2 separate regions of the Homo sapiens genome follow, and region 1 is linked to region 2. Evidence: read pairs that join two places in POLR2A ChIA-PET (ENCODE). Cell type or tissue: HCT116. All regions are shown on one strand. Links, peaks and the distances in the headings refer to the core of each region. The heading gives the core; the rest is flanking DNA.

Region 1 (5,382 bases), core at 55-5,054, 52 kb before region 2:
TTTAAACATCCTTCTCTATAGGAAAATTGTAACTTTTGCTTATTTTTATTGGCACTGATTTTTTTTGTATTACCTATGTGCTGATTATCTTTAAAATTTTAATTATAGAAAAGTAAAATATTTTTGAAAACCTCTTAAAATTTTTCACGCATGTGCCAAAAAACCCATACTTCTATATAATTTACGCTACAAATTGCTGTACATACAGGTTTATAATTTTTTCGCTTTATACAGTCTATCTTCTGTAGCCTTTTATACCACATTGGTAGCAATACTTTCTATTAGGGAAATTATATACTTTTAGGTGAGAGTACCATATCTTATTTACCCTTACCCTGCCTGTCACCCATTTAAGTGAATCCTTTTCTTTTTAAAAAGTGTGAAATGCTCTGTAACATACCACATATTTTAAGTATTTTCTTATACTGACATTCATCATCACTTAGTATGTTGTTTTGGTTTTACGTAGACTCATCAGTCACAGGTTTTAACTTGAATACCATTGAGGTGGTGGTTTGTTTATCTGTAAGCCCTCCTTATCTGAAATACTGTCCTACAATCCTATAGCTGTCACTAAGAAACAAATTTTGATCCTCTTTGCAATGTTGGTGAAGGATTTGGCCAAATCCAAATTGCTATTACCAGCTTGCATTTCAGGAGACAGCTGAAAATTGAGGGATGTAAATACTGCTCTGATTAATCAGATTGCAAAACATTTAATACAAAAATTGCTCAGAGTTATTTCTAATCAACTCATTAAATAACTTCTGTTATTTAAAGGGTAACTTTATCAATTACAAATTCATCATTTATGATCATCAAAATCATAAAATCAATCCCTGCATTAATCCAGTTAGTAGTTACTTACATTTTGCTGAAACAAAAACTGAGCTGTGTTGGTTACAACTGTCTGTGACTTGCCCATGTGATTACCAGGCTAATTTGTCATTCTATGGGTTTTAAATTCTAAGGGTTTTAAATCAAGAGATTAGCCTGACATTATAATGGATATTTAGTATATATCTTTTGAGTTGTAGTAATTGAATATGCTCAAAAGTCAGTTATAAAACTCATTACTACTACTGAATGCATTCAAATTTCAACAATACTGAGTTTTTTACTTGCTTTATATCTAAATTTGGTACTAATTAACTAGGTAAAGAAGTGGGAAGGACTAGCAAGTGTAAGTCTCTGCAGTTTTTTTTTTTTTAATTTGGCAAACAGTTACTAAATGCCTGTTTTGTGATAGTTGCTGAGTGTTGGGATGAGTTAAGATCTAGTCCCTGGCTTCTAGAAACTCACAGATTTTATTATATATTTTTTATTATTAACTGATAAACTTTTCTTATTCTATGATGAAATAATACTTCCAGGTATTGCTCAGTTCTTTCCGTAATTCAAACATCTAAAAATTCAACATCTGAAAGTAATGTAAATTAGTTATGTCTGAAATTTTAGGTCAAAACGAAAGGGAGGCAAGATAAATAAGATTTCCCCCCCCCCCCCATTTAGCAATCTCCAGTTACTTCTTTAGCTTTATGAATGGAAGTTGATGAATTAGGAATTAGTGTAACATTCCTGCATAAATGCATTGTATACTCTGTAAAACCTGCTGTGAAAAAAAAAGTTGATTAAGAATGCAGGAATCTGGTTAATTTGCCCTCACAGCAGGCAGTGTAGGTAAAACTTTTCCTTGCTGGGTGACCACAACTTGTTTAGAAGAGGTTACTTAGGTATTTTTTTCAGAAAGTAAGAGCTCTTGAACAATGTGGAAATCTAGTATTTTAGGTTTGGTTAAACTGTTTTTCATGAGTTGTTATTAAAAGTGGAATGATTTGTACACATATTTTAAAGTCATAGTGATTTTCTACAGGTGAGTAAAAACAAACCTCCCTTAATCCTTTTTTTTTTTTTTAATTTTATTCCTTATACTACTCCCAGATGTGAACGCTTCCTGATTTGGGGGTTGGGGGACACTATTTCTGCTTTCTGCTCTATAAATCTGTTGTCCTTATAGAATATTCCCATTCTAGTGCAGATTTTAAGGATGTGATTTCAAGAAAATAAATGAAAATAAATTACTAGAGTTGATATTATTCAAATCTATTTTTAAGAACATGCTTTACAGGAAATATTTGATACAGGATATTTGCTCCTCATTAGACTGCAAAATGCTTTATTTACATAATATATTCTGGCATAACCATTGGAATAGTTTTAGAATTATTGTGAAACTTTTTAAATTTTATTTGTCTTTCTACTTAACTCTAATGCAGGATACTTTGGCAGCAATCTCAGAAGTTCTTTATGTTGATTTGCTAGAAGGGGATACAGAATGCCATGCTAGATTTAAAACTCCTGAGGATGCTCAAGCAGTAATAAATGCCTATACAGAAATTAACAAGAAACACTGCTGGAAACTCGAGATCCTTTCTGGTAAAACTTCATAGACGTTTCCTTTTTTTTTTGTTATCATCCTTATTGTGAGTAATATATTTTCTGAGTTTGGCTAATGAAACTAGTTTTTTTTTTTTGGTCTTGCTCTGTCGCTCAGGCTGGAGTACAGTGGTGTGATCTCAGCTCACCGCATCCTCCACCTCCCAGTTTCAAGCAATTCTCCTGCCTCAGCCTCCAGAGTAGCTGGGATTACAGGCGTGTGTTACCACGCCCGGCTAATTTTTATATTTTTATTTTATTTTTTGAGACAGAGTTTCGCTCTTGTTGCCCAGGCTGGAGTGCTGTGGTGCGATCTCGGCTCACTGCAACCTCTGCCTCCCGGGTTGAAGTGATTCTCCTGCCTCAGCCTCCCAGGTTAGCTGGGATTACAGGCATGTGCCACCATGCCCCGCTATTTTGCATTTTTAATAGAGACGGGGTTTCTCCATGTTGGTCAGGCTGGTCTTGTCTCGAACCCCGGACCTCAGGTGATCTGCCTGCCTTGGCCCCCCAAAGTGCTGGGATTACAGACATGAGCCACTGCACCAGGCAATTTTTATATTTTTAGTAGAGAAGGGGCTTTGCCTTGTTGGCCAGGCTGACCTCTGGTGATCCTCCCTCCTCGCCCTCCCAAAGTGCTGGGATTAGAGGTTTGAGCCACCGCACCTGGCAAAACTAACTATTTTTTTTCTATTCTGTAATATGTGTAAAGTAGCATTAAATATAATCAAAAACTGTCCTAGTTACTATTATTGAGAATGTAATGCCTTGAATATGGTTTTTCAGATATGTTCTTCTTTTCATCCATCAGAGTCTTTGTTTGTTTTTAAGGTGATCACGAACAAAGGTATTGGCAGAAGATTTTGGTTGATAGACAGGCAAAACTTAATCAGCCTCGGGAAAAGAAAAGAGGCACTGAAAAGGTAATTGATTCATTTTTGTTTTTTTAGACTAAACTTTCCTTGAACGTTTAATGCCAAAGTCAGTACTAGGTAGTCATAAAATGATCGTAGTTTTGCTATTACCTAACAAAAATTTACTGAGTATATACTATGTTTTAGGTTGGGAGGGAAAAGTCATTTCTCTAGATTTCAAAATGTATGAAATTGAATTATTTTTCTCACAAGGATACATAATTTTAATTTAGATTTTTTCTTTTTAACCAGTGATATACTTTAACAGTCTTGATATCTGGCTGCTATGTCTTGTAGTTTGGTGATAAATGATTATAGAAAGATTATCTTCATGGTAAAAACACAATGTATTCAGAATGTAGTTTATAAAGATAGGAGGCTCCATAGATAAGATGGAGAGACTTTATGCATAGTGTTTCCTATAGCAACGATAAGCTTTATTCCTCTTTCTCTAAGATAGTAGGTAATACAAACAAGCTTAAATAATTTAAAGCAAGCCCCTCTTTCAGTAATTTTATTTTTCTGTCACTTAAAATGATACTGGTCTGATCAGTAGTGGAATCACACCTGGGAATAGCCACTGCTTTCCAGCTTAGGCAACATAGCAAGACCCTGTCTCTTAAAGTTTTAAAACAAATTATTATACATGTAAAGGTTAGTACATTTTAAAAGTGCCTGGAACAAAGTAGGGTACATAATACCTAATATTAACTACAGTCATCAAAATTTAGAAATGCATATTATAAAAGTGTAAGAAAAATGAAAAAGATGAACTTCCTTTTTTGTTAGGTGAGCAAGTTAAAAGTCCTATTTCCTGTAATCTAAGCTTGTTGATTTGGGGTCATATTTATACAAAAAAAAAAAAAAACTAACTTAAAAAGCAAGTGTTTTTCATCAACCTTCTTCTACCATTGCCCAGAATTTATCGTGATTTGTGGGGAGGTGTGAATTTTGTTTCCTTGAAAGGAGACTGAACTTGCTGTGGTGGGGAAGCCTCCTGTGCTTCCCAAGGATTCTTTCAGGGATATGAGGTGTTAATTTCAAAGCCAGTTTGAGATTATTCAAATGTTAAAATCACTAATCCAGAACTGGTAACTGAAGTGAAGTCACTTTGTTAAATAATACCCTTCTAATTGGTGTGAAATTTCATTTAGATTTTATATATTTTTAAAACTAGGAATAAACCTTTTATTTTTCATTTTAAAAATTTAGAGCTCATCTTTGACTAGGAAGTTCTTAAATTGAGTTGGAACACAACTCAGTTATGACGTCAGGATTGTCGTTAACGCAATTTGTTAAGTAGCTATGGAAGTAGCCAGTTGACTCTTGTCGTGAAATGAAACGGAGGTTAACACAGAAAGTAAGTGCTGTGCAAAGCTTGTTGGAAAAAAGGAGTAGACCATAATTAGTTTAGCCAACTTGTTTGCTAGTTAATTCAGCTAATGATTTTTGAGTGCCTTGTGTTAGGCACCATTCTTGGAACCTGGGGTAAAGCCATGAATCACAAAGTCCCCTACTTTCATGAAGCTAACAGATAAACAATATAGTTTAGGTGATGACCAGTGCTAGACAGAAAAATAAAGTGTATTGCAGGAGAGCATTGTAACAGCTGAGGTTGTCTGGAAAACTCTCTGCAAAGGTTATGTTACAGCCAAGACCCATAAGGAAGTGAGCGAGTAAGCCCCAGTAAAGTTTAGAAGTATAGCTTTTCAGGCAGAAGCAAAGAAAATGCAGAGACCGGAAGGGAAGACTGTCAGGGACTAGAAGACCAGTGTAGTTGGAGTACTAGGAGCATCTTAGTAAGTAATGGAAATTGCTTAGAAAAAAAACTAGTAGAACATCAGTGAATCTGCCAAAAGGTTACATAAATACCTTACTGACCTGACAGCCCAATATTTCTACAATAGTGTTGTATTTGGCCCATAATTGAGTAAAAGTAAAAAAATTCTGGCTCTTAATATTCACATTATGGGGCCAGGCACGGTGGCTCATGCCTATAATCCCAGCACTTTAGGAGGCTGAGGCTGGTGGA
Region 2 (5,333 bases), core at 334-5,333:
TGGTAAACCCAAATGATGCCTTTCCTGGAGCACTCTTCACTGTTGTGGCAAGCGACAAGTGAGACTGAGACTTGAGTCATACCTCAACAAGCCAAGGAATGCCAAAGTTCTCCAGCAAACCACCAGAAGCTAAGGAAAAAGCATAGAACAGATTCTCCCTCAAAGTCCTCAGAAGGAACCAACCCTATTGTTACCTTGATCTTGGACTTCTGGCCTCCAGAACTGTAAAAGTAAAAATTGAAATACTGGCCAGGCACAGTGGCTCATGCCTGTAATCCTAGCACTTTGGGAGGCCAAGGTGGGCAGATGGCTTGAGCCCAAGAGTTTGAGATCAGCCTGGGCAACATGGCGAAACCCGATTTTCACAAAAAATACAAAAATTAGCTGGGCATGGTGGTGTGTGCTTGTGGTCCCAGCTTCTTGGGGGACTGAGACAAGAGCATCGCTTGAGTTCAGCAGGTCGAGGCTGCAGTGAGCCTAGATCTTGCCACTGCACTCCAGCCTGGGTGACGCAGTGAGACACTTACTTAAAAAAAAAAAAAGAAAAAAAAAAAGAAAAGAAAGACAGAAAAAAGAAAATACTTTCCTACTTATAATATTGCATTGTATCTCTGCCCATATCTATCAATCTCAACATCTGTATATCAACCTATTATCTATCTATTTAAAATGTTATTCTTTTATTGTTATGTTCATTTTTTCATTAATTTGGATTATGTACCCCAGGACAGGAGAGATTGAAGACCATAAATTTAGATTTCTGTGTGCCCACTTATGATACAGAGCACTCAGGAGCCATAGCAGTATTATCAGTACTTACTTGGCTCACTAAGTTTTTCTTGATTTTCTGATATGACATAAAGGTTTTCTTTTTTAACCATCTTTATCTTCAGTCTCCTGTTTTTAGGTAGATATCATTACATAATATCTATGTAATATATCATTACATAATATTACATAATAATGTAGTAATGACTACAGTATTGAGTATTTACATTGAGCATTTACAATGTCTATGTACTTTATCTCATTTGCTATTCACAATGATCCTACAAAGTAAGTAATATTATTGCCCTTTCACAGGTAAGGAAACTAAAGTATAGTTTTTTTTTTTTTAGACGATGTCTCACTCTATTTCCAGGCTGGAGTGCAGTGGTGTAATCTCGGCTCACTGCAACCTTCGCCTGCCCGGGTTCAAGTGATTCTCCTGCCTCAGCCCCCTGAGTAGCTGAGATTACAGGCACGTGCCACCACGCCCAGCTAATTTTTGTATTTTTAGTAGAGGTGGGGTTTCACCATGTTGGCCAGGATGGTCTCAGTCTCTTGACCTTGTGATCCACCCGCCTTGGCCTCCCAAAGTGCTGGGATTAGAGGAGTGAGCCACCGCGCTCGGGAGCTAGCTTTCTTTTTTTTTTTCTTTTCTTTCCTTTTCTTTTCTTTTCTCTTCTCTTCTTTTTCTTTTCCTTTCTTTCTTTCTTTCTTCTTTTTTTCTTTCCTTTCTTTCTTTCTTTCCTTCCTTTCTTTCTTTCTCTTTCTTTCTCTCTCTCTTTCTTTCTTTTTAACATTTGGAGGTCAAGCCAAAGGAGGACTGAGAATTGATCATTAGATTTCGCAGCATGGAGGTAATTGGGAACCTTGCCAGGAGAAAGTTTGGTGATGTAGGTGGAGGAAAGCCTGAATGGACTACGTTCAATAGAGAACGTGAAGAGAGGAACAGGAGATACTGAAACTTTGTAAAGGCTCTTGCTGAAAGGAGATGTACAGAACTGGAACACTAGCTGAGGGAAGGGAGGCTGCGGTAAAGGAAAGTTTTGCTTTGTTTTGTTTTTGAAGGTAGGTGTATGTTTCTACGGAAATCTTTAAGAAAGGAAAATTTATGATGTCTGAGAAAGGGAACAATCTCAGGAAGGTCATTTTATCTGTAAAAAGCCATAATTCCACCTCAATAGGACAGCTGAGCCAATGAAGAAAGACAGTCATCAGGTTTGGAAGGTGGTTTGCATATCCATGGAAGCTCTATACCCCTGGGAAACAGTGAGGCAAACAAGGTCGGCCCCTGTGCGGGATTTATGACTCCTGCCACAGCCCTTGCGCAAAGGTCTGCAAAACATGGTCCGTCTTTTAAGTTCTTCACAGAGCTACAAAAGAGGTGCTCTCTGCCTTGGTGAGGGATGGGGCCAAGTCCCTACCCTGGACGGTAGCTGGAAGATGCTTTCTTACAGTGAAGAAGGTGGGAAGGGAAGAGGCTGGATCTCGAGGGAGGGGGAAACGCCCAAAGCGTGAAGGACACACCGTTTGGGACACTTCATCCATCAGCCCACATCCGACAGGGGTTGAGGTCCCGGTGGCATTTCACACCACGTTCTCTCCGTAAATGAATTCCCCCTTATCAATAGGGAGTAGTTGGCAGAACAAAGAATGTGTGCGCGTGGAGGCTAGAGGTGGGTGGGTGGGTGGGTGGGTGCCTTAGCACAACTCCAGCGGAGAGTGAGTGCGGATAGGAAATGTGTGTATGGCATGAATGGAAAGAGCCGAGAGTGAGTGTGGAGATGGGCAGGGAAGAGCTGGACGCGCCCCAACAGCCAGGGGCCTCCCGAGGGAACGTCCGCCAGTGATGCGGGAGCGCCCGCGGAGGAGCCTCCTTCTCCCCACCCACCTCCCGAACTCCGGCAGTCAGTGGTGCATATAGACATATTTCTGGGAGCTGTCCATGAGCTCATGGCTCTCCTGGCGATAGCGGCAGCGGCTAGGGAAGCAGCCTCCTTTCTCCCGGCGCCGCCGCTAGAATAAGCCCGGCAGCTCGCACTTTCAGAGCACACGCGCCGGGCGCGGCGCTGGGAAGGGGCAGCTGCTTGCCCAGCCCCGCGGCCAAGGTCGCGTCCGACCCCGGCCCGCCGCGGCCCCGAGTCCGCCGGCCGGGATGTAGGTGGCGCGGGAGGGACTTCGGCTGGGCGAGCAGAGGGCACAGCCGCCCCTTCCACTCTGCGGCGCAGGAGCCGGGGCGGGTCCGCGGGGCGCGGCGGCTGCGGAGACTCCGGGCGGGCGCGGGCCGCAGGCCCGACGCGGAGGAGACCGAGGAGACGCGGGAGACCCGGGCGTGACAGGAGGAAGAAACCCGGAGCCGCAGGAAGATGGCTTCTCCCACCTCCCCGGCCCCGGAAGGCGGGGCCTCCACCCCGCCGAACCCGCCGCGGATTCGTCAGGTGGGTGCACAAAGTGCGGGAGGGGCGCCGGCACCCCATTGTCCTCGCGTCCCCCAAGGGCGGGGACCTCAACCCCAATGCGGCGGCTCCCCTAGGAGCGGGGCCGACACGAGCCAACTTGGCTACATCGCCCGGCCCAGGACCATTCTCTAAACCTCTTTTCTCAGTCTCACTTCACACACAGACACACATACAGACACACACGCAGATAGCCCTAGAAAAATACACGTCTTCCAAAACCAGACGTGTAACTTCTGAACGCACGCACACTCACACACACGCACCCCGCAAACTCATCCCTCCCACCCCGCACAGAGGCACACACCCAGCTGTCACATGACCCACTGCAGAGCTATACCGTTAGAAGAAACCAGGGTGCCCCTGGGGGAAAGGTACCCCAGACCCAAACTCCCCGAGGACCTTGAGAAGGATTGCTGGAAGCATTTACTTCCACCCATAGGAGAGCAGGAACCTCATCTAGAGGTTACTCACCATTTCTCAACTTTCGGGCAAAGCTTCACCCAACAACTGCAGCCCTGTATCCTGCATTAGCCATGTAGTACAGAAAACATGTGTTCCTGTTCTCTCCACGTCTATAGAGACACAAACAGCTTCCCCCAGCACTGCAAGGAGGAATGCACGTTTCTTTGACTGTTTGAATAAGCCCTGTTTTCTGTTTGTATGGTAATATTAAAACAAGGGAGTACTCCATCTGGTTGTGATCTGTGATTTGGTATCTAGATTTTTTCCCCCCGGCTACCATTGCCAGGAACTATAGCACCAGCACCTTAGGTTATCACAGTAGTAGCGATTGTGCACTTGCTGTGTTCATGGTAGTGTATGAGTGTGAGAATATGATCCATTGACTGCAAATAGGAAACCTCTTTACCGAAGAGAATTGGATTCCTATTTAGAAAGAGGGCTAAAATTGGTTGATGAATACTATCTGTGCAGGAAAATAATGCCCAACAGAATGGTCTTTCTCCCTGGTAGTGTGGAAATTTTGAAAAATAAAGGAGACTCCAGGATTTATGAAAACGTGACAGTAAAATTGATTGATGCCTAACAAGGTCTTTGCCACGTTTGAATTTTAATATGTGTAAGTAGTGTTATATTAGGGACAACCTTTGTTTATGGGCATTTTTTAATGCAATGACTAAAAAGTAGTGTGTACAGTTTTTGTGGCAATCTGCGTCCCAGAGAAATTGTTAGGGTTTTAAATCCTTGTAGAATCTAGGACTCTAATTTTATGACAATGCATTTTTAATTGCACTTGGAGCTATTCTTTTTTTTATTATTTTCTGGAAGAATTGTGATAGCAGATATCATTAAATCTGTATTTGTGATAGTTATGCATTCAAGAATGAAGGTGAAATTATTGTTATTTGCAATTATAAATCATATTTTAAGCAAAAAATTATTTTTATATTTGGCTAAATATATATGTATGCACACATACATAAACATTGAGGAAGTAAAATTTGTTAATTTATTAATAAACAGAATATGTGCACTCAGACATTTCTATGAAATCTTATTCTGTAAAGCACTTTTATTGATCTAGCAAAAATACGTATAAAAATAGTTATACAAAAAATGTGCGTGGAAGGTCATTGTTATTTTGCAGACTAGACACCCTATTTAGAAAAGCTCATAATTAAAAGCTGTGTAAAATGACATAGTGCTGCAACATTCAAGTTATTGACTGGTGTCCTCTGTTCAGGCTTTCATTTATATGACCTTACAGTAGCACTGTTTTAGTGATTGGTGCATTAATTTGCATAGGATGTAGAAATAGGTTGCTGGAATTATTGGTCCTTCCAGTCTACCTGATTCATCCAGTCAGGTGGAACAGAAGTACTGACAACCTCTGGCTGCAGAATCACCATTTGCCTGAAAGTGATTTTGAGCAAATTAGAAATAGAAAAACGGAAGGGAAAACCGTGTTGTTCTACTAAGTGGTGAAATGTTTTAGGCCCCATTCACATTGTATTTTAACTGTGTCACTGTTTCCTGGACATATTTTTCCATGTTCATTAGTAATTCTTTTTCAAATCAATTCTGGATTGAATTGGAATTAAATTAAAATTGGAATTGTTTTACTCTTTCTGAACCATGTAAAAATTCAGA

Evidence for each region. ChIA-PET counts read pairs that join two places held together with the same protein. Peaks named below come from ENCODE experiments on the same cell type or tissue, not always from the same donor. Only the 100,000 strongest peaks of a DNase experiment are listed, where the experiment ranks them.
Region 1: POLR2A ChIA-PET joins it to region 2 with 9 read pairs; 10 of 35 experiments call an interaction of 5 or more read pairs at or near these places.

The regions. Positions count from the first base shown.
Region 1 is chr4:112,650,801-112,656,182 of GRCh38, forward strand. It overlaps LARP7 (La ribonucleoprotein 7, transcriptional regulator), which reads left to right. Exons shown (of 13, transcript NM_016648.4): 11 at 2,277-2,436; 12 at 3,268-3,359. Among named protein-coding and RNA genes, the nearest start is that of MIR302CHG, 3.4 kb to the left of the region's middle. In HCT116, for the core only: no CTCF peak of the experiment used is centred there; no DNase peak of the experiment used is centred there.
Region 2 is chr4:112,703,015-112,708,347 of GRCh38, forward strand. It overlaps a transcript of ANK2 not described here. Among named protein-coding and RNA genes, the nearest start is that of MIR302CHG, 56 kb to the left of the region's middle. RefSeq lists an enhancer at 1,589-2,288 and a silencer at 2,519-2,813. In HCT116, for the core only: no CTCF peak of the experiment used is centred there; a DNase peak (open chromatin) is centred at 2,698; H3K4me3 peaks cover 2,344 bases.